Regions from separate parts of the Homo sapiens genome. Here all the other regions are linked to region 4. Evidence: chromatin contacts called from ENCODE Hi-C or POLR2A ChIA-PET data. All regions are on one chromosome and are shown on one strand. The core of a region is the stretch at or near the end of the contact, and the rest is flanking DNA. Distances in the headings are between cores, read along the strand shown. Region 1 holds the start of CFAP298-TCP10L (CFAP298-TCP10L readthrough). Region 2 holds the start of CRYZL1 (crystallin zeta like 1). Region 3 holds the start of PAXBP1 (PAX3 and PAX7 binding protein 1). Region 4 holds the start of HLCS-AS1 (HLCS antisense RNA 1).

Region 1 (2,700 bases), core at 104-2,603, 4.4 Mb before region 4:
CCAGACGCGATGGATCACACTTGTAATCCTAGCACTTTGGGAGGCGGAGGCAGGCGGATCACCTGAGGTCAGGCGTTCGAGACCAGCCTGGCCAACATGATGAAACCCCGTGTCCACTAAAGATACAAATATTAGCTGGGCGTGGTGGTGGGCGCCTGTAATCTCAGATACTTGGGAGGCTGAGGCAGGAGAATAGCTTGAACCCGGGAGGCGAAGGTTGCAGTGAGCAGAGATCGCGCCACTGCACTCCAGCCTGGGCAACAGTAAGACCCTGTCTCTCACACACACACATACCATATATATATATATATATATAATTTATTTATATTTATATATACATATATATAATTTATTTATATTCATATATACTATATATATGGTATTTATTTATATTTATATATATTTAATTAATTAAAATGCAAATGTAAAATTCGGTTGCCTGGCCGCACTAGCCACATTCCAAATGCTCTACGGCCACAAGTGGCCGGCAGCTGCCCAATGGACAGCACAGATGGGGGCCCTTCCACCGCCGGAAAGTTCTGCGGCAAAGCGGGTGCCCTGGAACCTGCGCGGGGTAGGGAGACGGCGCCGCAACGCAACAGGCCGTTTCCAGGGCGGGGAAAGATCACCAAGGCTTCCTCAACTGTAAGGGGCCGTCCCAAAGCCAGGTGGCTCGCTGCTTTACATTGGGCGACTAAAAATAGTAAATTCAGCTTTTAAAAGCCCACCTAGTTCTCATCTCACCCCTCACACGTGATTAATTGCACTAAGTCTGCTGTTCAGCCCGGCCTTTCGGCTCCCTCCTCCCTCCCCAGCCCATTTCCACTTATTCGCAGCACCCCAAATCCTGGCTCCGAGAGGCACCTGGGCCCACCTCCCAGCCCGGGGTGTCAGACAGGCCGGATCTTCTCCGGTTCCTTATTCATCTCCGGTTAACCCTAGTGTCCCGTTTCAACCCCGGCTGCTGCAAATCTCTTCAATAATCTTCACAAACCTGACCCCTCGGCCCACCCTGCCCCTCTTTCTCCATCCCACGCCGGTCTCTCGATCTGTCCGGGATGGGCCCACCCGCGAGCCGCACCTGAGCAGAGGCGCTGCACCTTGAGCCGCCCATTATAGACCCGGGCCACCTGCACCGTGAGCTCCTCCAGCTCGGTACTCCCAGGCGCCTGCAGCAGGAACTGGCTCTCGTCGCCCCGCTTCACGTGCAGCAGAACCATGGCGGTCCCGCCGAGGTACTGAGGCGTTGAGAAGGCCCCGGCTGCGTGGCCCGCGGGTCCTGCCGGCCGAGGGTCGCCGGATCGCCAGCAGCTGCGACGCACTAACAGCCGCTCACAGTCCGGAATCCCACGCTCCCTAGCCCGCGGTGAGCGGGGGAAACGGCACTCGCTCCCGGAAGTGGATGTTGCCAAGAGCAACAGTGAAGCAGAGTTAAAGAGCCGCCAGCTCAAGCTCAGAACCCGAGTGGGGGAGGCTGGGGTGCACCGAGGCCCAGCAATCCAAGCCCGTACGGAGCTGCGGCCGGGGAAACCACCCACACAGTCTGAGAGGACAGCTGATTCTGAGCGGACCGACGGAAGGAGATTCGCAGAGCCCCTTCCCGGAAGTGACTGTTGTCGCGGCAACTGCCAAAACACAGACCAAGTCGCTGAAGGGGAGGGCGGACCTCCCAATCGACTGGTCTGGGGCCCGAGATTTCCACTCAGGGAGATACGTGGGCTGAGATGGGAGTTACTAGATGGGGAACGGGAAATACGGCGGGAACCACAATCGCGCAGTTCCGCAGCTGCCGCCCCACAACCGCTCCACATTCCAGCGTCCCTTCCGCCGCTTTCAGTCTCCACTTCCGGCAACGTTTCCACGCTGTTTCCGGCCTGGGAAAGTTCGGCGGCAGCGACCCAGAACTGAGTCTTGCTGTTCGCTGCTGTTTGCGCGGGTCAGCTTTTCAGGACGGAGGGGCCAGGGCGAGTGTCCGCACTTCTTCGTTCAGGTTGATTTGGATGGCGTTGCTGGGGTAGCTCCAGCGGCCCCTGCCAGAGCGACCCTCCCAGAAATATCCAGCCATCCTCCAGCGGACTCTTGCTGAAGGCAGTCGGCGTCAGTCGCTGTTTATTCCGGGCCCCACAGATCCAGAGTCACTGCTCTCATGGAGCTTATATTTTAGTGTGACAAAAAGAAAACAAAAATAAATGGACAGGCCAGGAGCGGTGGCTCACGCGTGTAATCCCAACACTTAGGGAGGCCGAGGAGGGCGGATCACCTGAGGTCAGGAGTTCGAAAGCAGCCTGGCCAACATGGTGAAACCCCTTCTCTACTAAAAATACAAAAATTAGCCGAACGTAGTGGCGCGTGCCAGTAATTCCAGCTACTAGGGAGCCTGAGGTGGGAGAATTGCTTGAACCCGGGAGGCGGAGGTTGCAGTGAGCCTAGATCGCGCCACTACCCTCCAGCCTTGGCGACAGAGTGAGACTGTGTCTCAAAAATAATAAATAAACAAACGGACAACACAAATTCAAATACAGATCTAAAGAAAACTAAACAGGTTGATGGACTTCTTATGTTTGATGGTCAGGGAATGTACACCTTCTGCGATATTGGGAGTAATATTATCGTCTCCCGCCCTGAATATTTAGAAAAATATCACAGTGGGGTGTACACCCCTGCGATATTGAGAGTAATGTCATCCTCTCCACCCAGGAA
Region 2 (2,700 bases), core at 143-2,642, 3.3 Mb before region 4:
TAATTATACACTGCAATGGCTGCGGGATCTGATTTAGAAGTCATAACTGACCCGAGTTTGAATCGGGGCTTTCCTACTTATTAGCGGTATGACTTTGGGCTACTTAATTTTAACCTTTCTGGGCCTGAGATCCCATATCTTAGATAATAATAGCAGTTATCTCAGAGGGTTGCCATAAGGATTAAATAATACCTGCAAAGCACTCAGCGCAACATCATACTTTCAGAAATGTTGGCTATTTTGACTATTATTTCTGTAAATTGGGCACATCTCAATTACAGAGAATCTCTAAAGTAGTTCTGAATCCCATCTCATAGAGTTGCAAAGGGTTTGGTCAATGCAACCTTATTTTTCCCACCTTTTAATTTCTGCAGTAGGCTACTGTAGCAGCCACTAGCACAGGTGGCTATTGAGCACTCCAACTGTGTCTAGTCGGAATTGAGATGCGCTGTTAAGTGGAAAATACACATCAGATTTTGAAGATTTAATTTTGAAGAATTAATTTTTTAATTTAATTTTGAAGATTTAATACGAAGAAAAGAACGTAAAATCTCAATTTTTAAATATTTGTTTAAGCGTTGAAATGATAATGTCTCAGATATACTAGGCTAAATGAAACATATAATTAAAATTAATTTCACGTGTTTCTTTTCACTTTTTAAATGTAGCTACCCCAAAATTAAAATGACATAAGGGACTCGCATTATATTTGTACTGGACAGAGTTCAGGTAAAACCTTTCTACTCATAACGTGGACAGCAGCACCTGGGAGCTTCTTAGAAACGCAGATGTTCGGCCCCGACCCAGACCTATCCCAAGGCGATGCTTACATCTCGCTCCAGATGATTCCGCCGTTTAGCATAATGAAGAGGGCCGATCTGGCTCAAAAGCCACATACAGCGAATAACTACTAACTGCTTTCCGAAAACAGCAAAGTGATGAGGAAGAAAGAAGTGGCTGAGAAGAAGTAACAGAGAAAGAAAAAGACACTCAAATTCTAGGAACAAGAAGCAGAGGAGAAAAACCCAACCTGGGAGATTAAGTGGAAGGGCACTCCCAGACCTCTGCCTCCATAAAAGTAGAGGGAGATGCAAACTGAGATAAGACCTACAATCAAAACCCGTCAAGGTCCAGGAAACTGTCCCTCAAATCTAGTCTTACCCACCCCTCAGCGGCCTCAGCTAAGCTAGGCCTGGGCCCGAACAAGTCCCAGGTTAGGGTTCGACGCGAACCACCATCCTCCCCAGGGCTGCACGGTTCTGTGGGGCATCTCTCCACCTTTCGCTTAAAGGCCCGTTTCCCAAGACACAGGACGCGTTTCCCGGGGCTCACCTGCCTCTGAGCCGCCCCAACGGCCTGCACCTTCACCACCGCCACCTTCCAGTCCTTCGTCAGAGAGCCCGCCCCCTGCTCCCATTGGTCAGGCCGCTCGTCACTCCTGAAGGGCGGGGTCGGACTCGCGAGGCTGTCCAGAACGCCATGGCAACCGGTCTCGGAACTACATCTCCCGTCATGTTCCGCTCGGGGGCGGAGAAAGAGGCGAGGCCCCGCCCCAAGGACTACCAATAAATGGGCGAAGTTGGAATCGCCCGGATGGGTTCCGTTTTATGCAAATTTTAGCCGAAGACCACACCCTTCCTCATTCCAACCATAGGCCCGGCCAACCCCTTTGGGTTGTGCTTCGCCTTTTTCCTTTCCACATTATTCTCTCCTTGAAAACCTCCAATAATTAAGTCAATTAAGTGCATCCTATCTAGTGTCTCTCACGGCAACGAGCAGATGCACCGAAATCGTGCAACAAAATCTCCATAAACCACGATAGGCAACCTCAGACCATAAATCTCCTGTTACGCCTACATGGGGAGGAGGGGGAGAGTGCTAATCCTGCCCCCACACAGCCCCTGCTGATTGGCTCATTCGGCTTGTCACTCTGTTGTCTTACATTTCTTTGGCTCACCCTCTTTGGGTTCGCACGGTGGGCGGGGCCAGTGGTAGGGGGTGGTGAGAAGGTGCGGGCCCCTTCTTCCAATTGGCTGGCGGTTTCCCCACCCACTTATGGGCGGAGATGGATGGTGGATGGGGGGCGGGGGAGGCAGCGGAGGGAGATGAGGAGATAGGCGGGAGCGAGGGAGCGAGGGAGGGAGCGAAGGAGGTAGAGAAGAGTGGAGGCGCCAGGGGAGGGAGCGTAGCTTGGTTGCTCCGTAGTACGGCGGCTCGCGAGGAAGAATCCCGAGCGGGCTCCGGGACGGACAGAGAGGCGGGCGGGGATGGTGTGCGGGGCTGCGGCTCCTGCGTCCCTCCCAGCGGCGCGTGAGCGGCACTGATTTGTCCCTGGGGCGGCAGCGCGGACCCGCCCGGAGATGAGGTGAGGAGAGGGCTGCAAGGCGGCGGCCTGGACCACGGGCGGCTGCAGCGGGGGCGGGGGTCGGCGCGGGGGTCTGCGCGATGGCTGCCCGGGGCATCCGTCCCGCGCCCGGCGCTTGTCTCCCCGGCCGCCCTTAGCCCCTCGCCGCGCGCCCGAGAGACGGCAGCGGCTGCCCCTCTGCCTTGTCCTTCCCGTCCTCGGGGGTGGCGGCGGAGTGGCGGGCGGACCCGCACTGGGAGGCCGGGGGCCGCGGTGGGCCGTGGGGTGGCGGCCGCGGGACGGGCGTGGGGATGAATGGGCGCCGCGGCCCCGCCGCCGAGCGGGCTCCCTCCTCT
Region 3 (2,700 bases), core at 100-2,599, 4.2 Mb before region 4:
AAAGTACTAAATACTTAAAAAAAAATAGCTCATGTATCTCAAAAACAAAAATCTGTCTGTACTCCTCTCAAACCAAATAAAGAGTAACAGAAATGCCAAAGATAAACTACCTACCTTACTGGAAACCTCTCGAATAAAAATGCAAGATTTACAAAACTTAATTTCTTTTTTCGTAACATGGAATTAACTGGGTTATGCACATTCAAATGGTCAGAAGAAAAGATTTAAGGCTCATTTAAGATCAGCAATCTAAAACCACTGCAGCCTGGCCTCCCACAGGAATTGGAGAAACTACCTTGCTTTTACTATTTTTACACCGTCTCGCTTCACTGTTCCCAAAGTCAGTGCGAAGAAGGCTGGGTATCTGCTACCCCTAATTACTTTTATGGGTAAACTGAGGCTCAGCGACTGCAAGGGACTGGCCCAAGGTCACTCAGAACCAGAGCTGCAACTCCAGGCTTCTGTTCCCTCTCCTAGTATTCCTTTTTACAAACTCGGCCTTCATGGTCGAGGATGCCTGGACAGAGCATCCAAGAAGTGTGGGCGCAGTGACCTGCAGAGGGCTCGGAAAGCATGCCAAGAGCAGCCAGGGGACCCACACCAAGTTGGCCCTGAAACACGCCAGGCAGAAAAGAGGCAGGACAGGGAACACCGAATTTCCCCTGAAACACTCTGAATGCCTGATCTGAGCTCCGGCCCCGTGGCAGAGGAGGTGGTTAAGAAAAGGCTGGGGGCAGCGCGGGAACGCGTCCCTTGCCCGAGCAGAAGGCCGGAGGCTGGGGAAGATTCGCAGCCGGTCGGACGGCAGGGGACTCCGTTCCAGGGCTCCGGGGCTGGGCGTCCAGAGAATACGGGGGCGGGGGACGGGGGCCTGCGTCGGGGATGCGGCCGTCTAAGGGCGTCCGAAGCGCGCACTTTACCTTCCTCCTCGTCCTGGAAGCTGAGCAGGCTGGCCCGGGGCACCTCTTTGTTCTCGCGAGGCCTCTTGCGCGGCTTCAGCCCGTTGCCGGGCTCCGCGCCGCCGGGGAAGCCGCCCCCGGCCTCAGCCCCGAGGCCCGGGGTCAGCGCGGAAGGCGGCGACGGCCCCGGGCCCAGCAGCGACTCCCCGCCAGGGGCCCTGTCGCCGCCACCGGGGCCCGCCTCTTCGCCCGTGCCCGGCGGCGGCAACAACGGCGGCGGCTCCTGCTCCTCATCGCGTTCCCGCTCTTCCTCTTCGGAGTCGTTCCGCTTGCGCACGTTCACCCGCCGGGCCTTTCGGAACATCCCCGCGGCCCGCACGGCGGTCGAATACTCGCTTCCACACCGCGGCCCCGGCAGCGCCGAGCTCGTGACGGCGCACGCGCGCTCTCCGGAGCTCCAGCCGGGTCGAGTCCTCTGTTGCTACCGCGCACCCCACGAGCGCGCATGCGCCTATGCTCCCACGCGCTCTCAATACTTGGAGAAAGAGAGAGAGTGAGAGAGAGAGAGAGAGAGAGAGAGAGAGAGAGAGAGAGAGAGAGAGAGAGAGAGAGAGAGAGAGAGAGAGAGAGAGAGAGAGAGAGAGCGAGAGAGAGAGAGAGAGAGAGAGCGAGAGAGAGAGAGAGAGCCCCACACCTCTCGCGAGAGCGTCGGCTCTTTGCATCGCTCTCTGTCGGAGTGGAGTACTATTAGCATGGAACTCTGGTGTTGTTTGACAGGTCACAAAGAGGATCATAGAGATGAGAAGAAAGAGTAGGCTCTGTTGTCCCTCAGACGGCGCTGCTGCAGTGCGTCTTCGCACTTACGCGGAGCGGTAATGTGAGGAAGCCTCCCGCCAAACAGATGAGGGAGGAGGAGGAGGGGAGAGGCCAGAGAGAGAAGCGGCTTTCGGGAAGGAAAGTGTGATCTAGTAGGTGGAATAGTCCTCTCCAAACTTTGACCTGAGGTGTGACTATTGGTAATTACTAGTTATTCTTGAGTAATACTTTGTATTTCTACAGCTTTATAGCTACAGAGCTCTTAGAAAGACATTGAATTTTATTTATGATACAATGTTACTTCAAAGACATTGAATTTCATTTATGGTACAATGTTACTTCAAAGACATTGAATTTCAGTTATGATACAATGTTACCTGGCTTGATGTCCCCCGTTCCCCAGTCTTTCAGGAACAAGGAAAGCAAAAGTGTTTCCGTGTTTTCTAAAGAATGCCAAGTTTGCAAGCAATTCTATGACTAAATACTTTCCAAAGCTTAGTGAGTTTCAGAAACAAGTGGAAGGAAAATAGAGCAGGGGGTGGGGAAGGTTGTGACAGTTCTCAGACTTGCGTGACAAAGCCCTCGCTGGCCACACCTTCACAGGGTGATTGCGCCTAAGGTTGAACTCACCGGCTTTCCCTATCTCATCACCGAACTAGAAGTTTTTCCTTCGGGCATGCACCTGTGCATGCGAATTCATTTTGATGTTTCGAAATTAAAAGGGTATTCGGTAGAGTGAAAAAAATCCACCCATGTCTGGAAGGCTGTTCACTTCCTCAGTGGCAATGTTAACAGTTTCTTATGATCCTCTAAAGATGTTCCATGAACATAAAAGCAAATAAATATGCATATTTTAATGTGTTCCCCTTTTTACACAGATGGTGTGTAAGCTGCATTTTTAGCCTACCGTAGATTGGAGATCGGCCCATATCTGTATATGAAGGGTTGTGTTTTTTTGGTTTTTTGTTTGTTTGTTTTGAGACTA
Region 4 (2,700 bases), core at 59-2,558:
TTCAACCCATATCTAAGCACAGCCTCCAGGCAATGTTCAAACCTGAGATAAGATTCAATTCCCCACAGGGGCTTTACGGTGTGACATATGCAGAAAACGTCATTTTAGTGCTAAAAGTGAGGCAATATTCCAGAAAACAGAGGAAAGGGACAAGAAACAGATTAAAAGCAAAACACGTTTAAATATTAATGAGAACAATGCTACCGATGTCCATGAAATTTTGTGCAGTACTGCACTGTGAAGCTAAGCCCATTTCCAAAAACAGCTGAATGGAAAGATCTATTGTTCCCTTTACAGCAAGGCAGCAGACTTTTTACAGAGATTAATTGACTGGCCCAAGTCACAAGGTAGGTGACAGAGTGGGCTGAACACGTAACCACCATCCTAAGCACTGGGTCAAAAAAAACAAAGGCTGACTGTCAACTGAAATTTAAAAGACGCAAAGACCATCAGTCGGGTGCCCAAGTTGGTGAATGATGCAACCAACTGACAGAAGATGGAGAGGGAAAAGGGCAGTTTTTGTAAATTTGGGGACATCTGACAAAAAGCTGATGACACAGGTGGGAGTTTTTTGTTTGGGATTTTTTTTTTTTTTTCTTAAGACAGGGTCTTGCTTTGTCACCCAGACTGGAGTGCAATGGCTCAATCATAGCTCACTGTAGCTTCAAACTCCGGGGCTCAAGTGAACCTCCCGGGATCAAGTGACCCTCCCGCCTCACCCTCCAGAGTAGCTGGGACTACAGGCGCGTGCCACCACGCCGACCTAAGTGTTTTTTTTGTTTTGTTTTTTGTAGAGAGGGGTCTAGCTATGTTGCCCAGGCTGGTCTCCATCTCCTGGGCTCAAAGCTGTCCTTCCTCCTAGGCCTCCCAGAGTGCAGGGATTACAGGCATAAGCCACCGCTCCCGGCCCGCCACAGCTGTCTCTCCTGGTTCACGGTCACCCAAACGCCGGCTCGAAGTGTGGGAGAGGAGGTTGGGGGCGACCCCAGGTGGGCACTGCTGGCGTCCGGCTGTCAATCCACAGCTCACGTCCTCACAGGTGCGCGCCTAGAGTCACGCGTCCAGCACCGCCCGGCTGGCCGGGAAGAGGCGACCGGGTCCGTGGTCCGAGTCCCGCACCTCCGGCCTCTCTCTGGGCCCCGGGGCAACAGCCCCTCCCGGGCCGCACAGGCCGCACTGAGGGCGCCACTCCGGGGCTCCCGAACTCCCGGGCTCCCGGCGGGGACGAGGCGCAGGGACGGGGGCACTTCCGGCTCGCGGGGCCCGGGTCGCCCGCCCGCCCGACCCGCCCACCTGGCTGTCGCTGACGCAGAAGACGCGGCCGCCACGGCTCAGGCACACGCGGGCGCCCGGGGGCTGCGCGGCCGCGCCGCAGAAGGTGAAGGAACAGCGCGAGGCACGCAGCCGCCGCACCGTGGCGCGCACGAGCTCAGCCGGCCGGCGACCCCAGCGCGCCCACAGGTACAGGTAGCACAGCGTGATGAGCATGGCCGCGCCGCCGGCAGGGCGAGCCCGCCTTGCCCGCCCGCCCCAGCGCCCCAGGCCCGGCCCCGCCCCGGCCGGAAGGGCCGCGCCGCCCCCCCGGGCCAGGCGGCGCGGGGGTGGGGACGGCGGGGGAGGCGGGGACCCGGAAGGTGACGCGGGCAACTGGAGGCTGCGGCGGGAGGGGCGGGGGGGGGTGAGGCCGCGCCCGGCTGTGTGATGGGGAGCTCCGGAGGCCGCGCCCAGGGCTGGTGGCGGCGGCGAGGGGCAGCGCTGGGGCGGGGGGTGTGCACCGGGGTCAGGGGACGCCGGGGCTGCACCCGGAGAGGGGGCTCGAGGGAGTGGAGGCCGGGGTGCGGGGCCGCGCCAGGGCTGAGGAGTGGGATGGGTATGTTGTGGATGCGGGGGAGGGGAGGCTCCAGTGGCTGCCCGACCTGTTTAAGCCAAGTCCGGCCTCCCTTCCTTGGAGGGGTGGGAGGCGGATTGAGGAGGGGGCTCTGCCTATGTTCATAGCTGCCAAGGCCAACCTTTACTAACCAGCAGCACACCGGGAGTCCCAGAGCGCTCCACAGCCGCTACCCAGTCGACTTGGGAAAATAAGATAAGGCCGTTTTTATTAAATTATACTAAGCCTTCATGCAAAAGATTTTAAGGTCAATCACATACATTCACGGGATGCAATAATGTTTTTTTAAATAAGGACAGGAAACAGAAATTGAAGACAGATAAGCACCAAGAAGGCTGCCTCTAAAAAGGCTGTGCCAGGAAGGCTCCCTATGGTGTTCTTGCTACATGTGGGTCAACAGTTTGACTGTAAGCATCCTAACACCAGTGGGAAAAGGAAAACATCACCATGATTTGGTGTTCTTGTCTCCAAGGGAAGCATAATTAGTCCTGACACAGAGGCTTCTCCCATAGAACCTCATTTCTTTAAAAGGCATTATGTAAAGAACGTGTTCTGAACAGCTGCGAAGCACAGCAAAGAATTCCATCCAGTGGCTTCCTATTCTGGCCCTCGCTGAAAATAGGTGGCAAGATGCAGCAAAAGCAATCATGTACACCACGTCCATGTCTTAATCTAAGGATAGTTTTTGTTTGTTTGTTTTTGAGACAGTCTCTCTCTGTCACCCAGGCTGGAGTGCAGTGGTGCAATCTCGGCTCACTGCAAGCTCTGCCTCCTGGGTTCAAGCGATTCTCCTGCCTCAGCCTCCCGAGTAG

The links. Hi-C counts contacts between places; a loop is a spot of excess contacts on that map. ChIA-PET counts read pairs that join two places held with the same protein, here RNA polymerase II (POLR2A). Pooled maps may share reads with other maps.
Region 1: a map of B cell shows a loop between it and region 4 (28-fold over the local background). The contact joins the promoter of CFAP298-TCP10L here to the promoter of HLCS-AS1 in region 4. A Hi-C loop is called at or near these places in 1 of 168 maps with a recorded cell type or tissue (B cell) and 5 of 50 pooled maps. POLR2A ChIA-PET finds 5 or more read pairs at or near these places in 1 of 52 experiments (OCI-LY7).
Region 2: a loop to region 4 is called in a pooled map, with 7 times the contacts of the local background. The contact joins the promoter of CRYZL1 here to the promoter of HLCS-AS1 in region 4. A Hi-C loop is called at or near these places in 1 of 168 maps with a recorded cell type or tissue (gastrocnemius medialis), 1 of 37 single-sample maps with no recorded cell type and 5 of 50 pooled maps.
Region 3: a loop to region 4 is called in a pooled map, with 7 times the contacts of the local background. The contact joins the promoter of PAXBP1 here to the promoter of HLCS-AS1 in region 4. A Hi-C loop is called at or near these places in 4 of 50 pooled maps. POLR2A ChIA-PET finds 5 or more read pairs at or near these places in 2 of 52 experiments (activated B cell and naive thymus-derived CD8-positive, alpha-beta T cell).

The regions. Positions count from the first base shown.
Region 1 is chr21:32,611,024-32,613,723 of GRCh38, forward strand. It overlaps CFAP298-TCP10L (CFAP298-TCP10L readthrough), which reads right to left and starts at 1,354. Exons shown (of 12, transcript NR_146639.2): 1 at 1,082-1,354. CFAP298 (cilia and flagella associated protein 298) reads right to left here and starts at 1,354. Exons shown (of 7, transcript NM_021254.4): 1 at 1,082-1,354. The coding sequence starts at 1,220. RefSeq lists enhancers at 776-825, 1,486-1,595.
Region 2 is chr21:33,640,349-33,643,048 of GRCh38, forward strand. It overlaps CRYZL1 (crystallin zeta like 1), which reads right to left and starts at 1,393. Exons shown (of 13, transcript NM_145858.3): 1 at 1,333-1,393. ITSN1 (intersectin 1) reads left to right here and starts at 2,153. Exons shown (of 40, transcript NM_003024.3): 1 at 2,153-2,365. RefSeq lists an enhancer at 1,132-1,541 and silencers at 2,012-2,351, 2,362-2,461.
Region 3 is chr21:32,770,406-32,773,105 of GRCh38, forward strand. PAXBP1 (PAX3 and PAX7 binding protein 1) reads right to left here and starts at 1,350. Exons shown (of 18, transcript NM_016631.4): 1 at 921-1,350. The coding sequence starts at 1,263. It overlaps EPCIP-AS1 (EPCIP antisense RNA 1), which reads left to right and starts at 1,695. Exons shown (of 4, transcript NR_024623.1): 1 at 1,695-1,903. RefSeq lists an enhancer at 1,017-2,006.
Region 4 is chr21:36,965,151-36,967,850 of GRCh38, forward strand. It overlaps HLCS-AS1 (HLCS antisense RNA 1), which reads left to right and starts at 1,309. Exons shown (of 4, transcript NR_186434.1): 1 at 1,309-1,461. HLCS (holocarboxylase synthetase) reads right to left here and starts at 1,519. Exons shown (of 11, transcript NM_001352514.2): 1 at 1,294-1,519. The coding sequence starts at 1,488. RefSeq lists an enhancer at 872-921 and silencers at 981-1,311, 1,032-1,361, 1,432-1,901.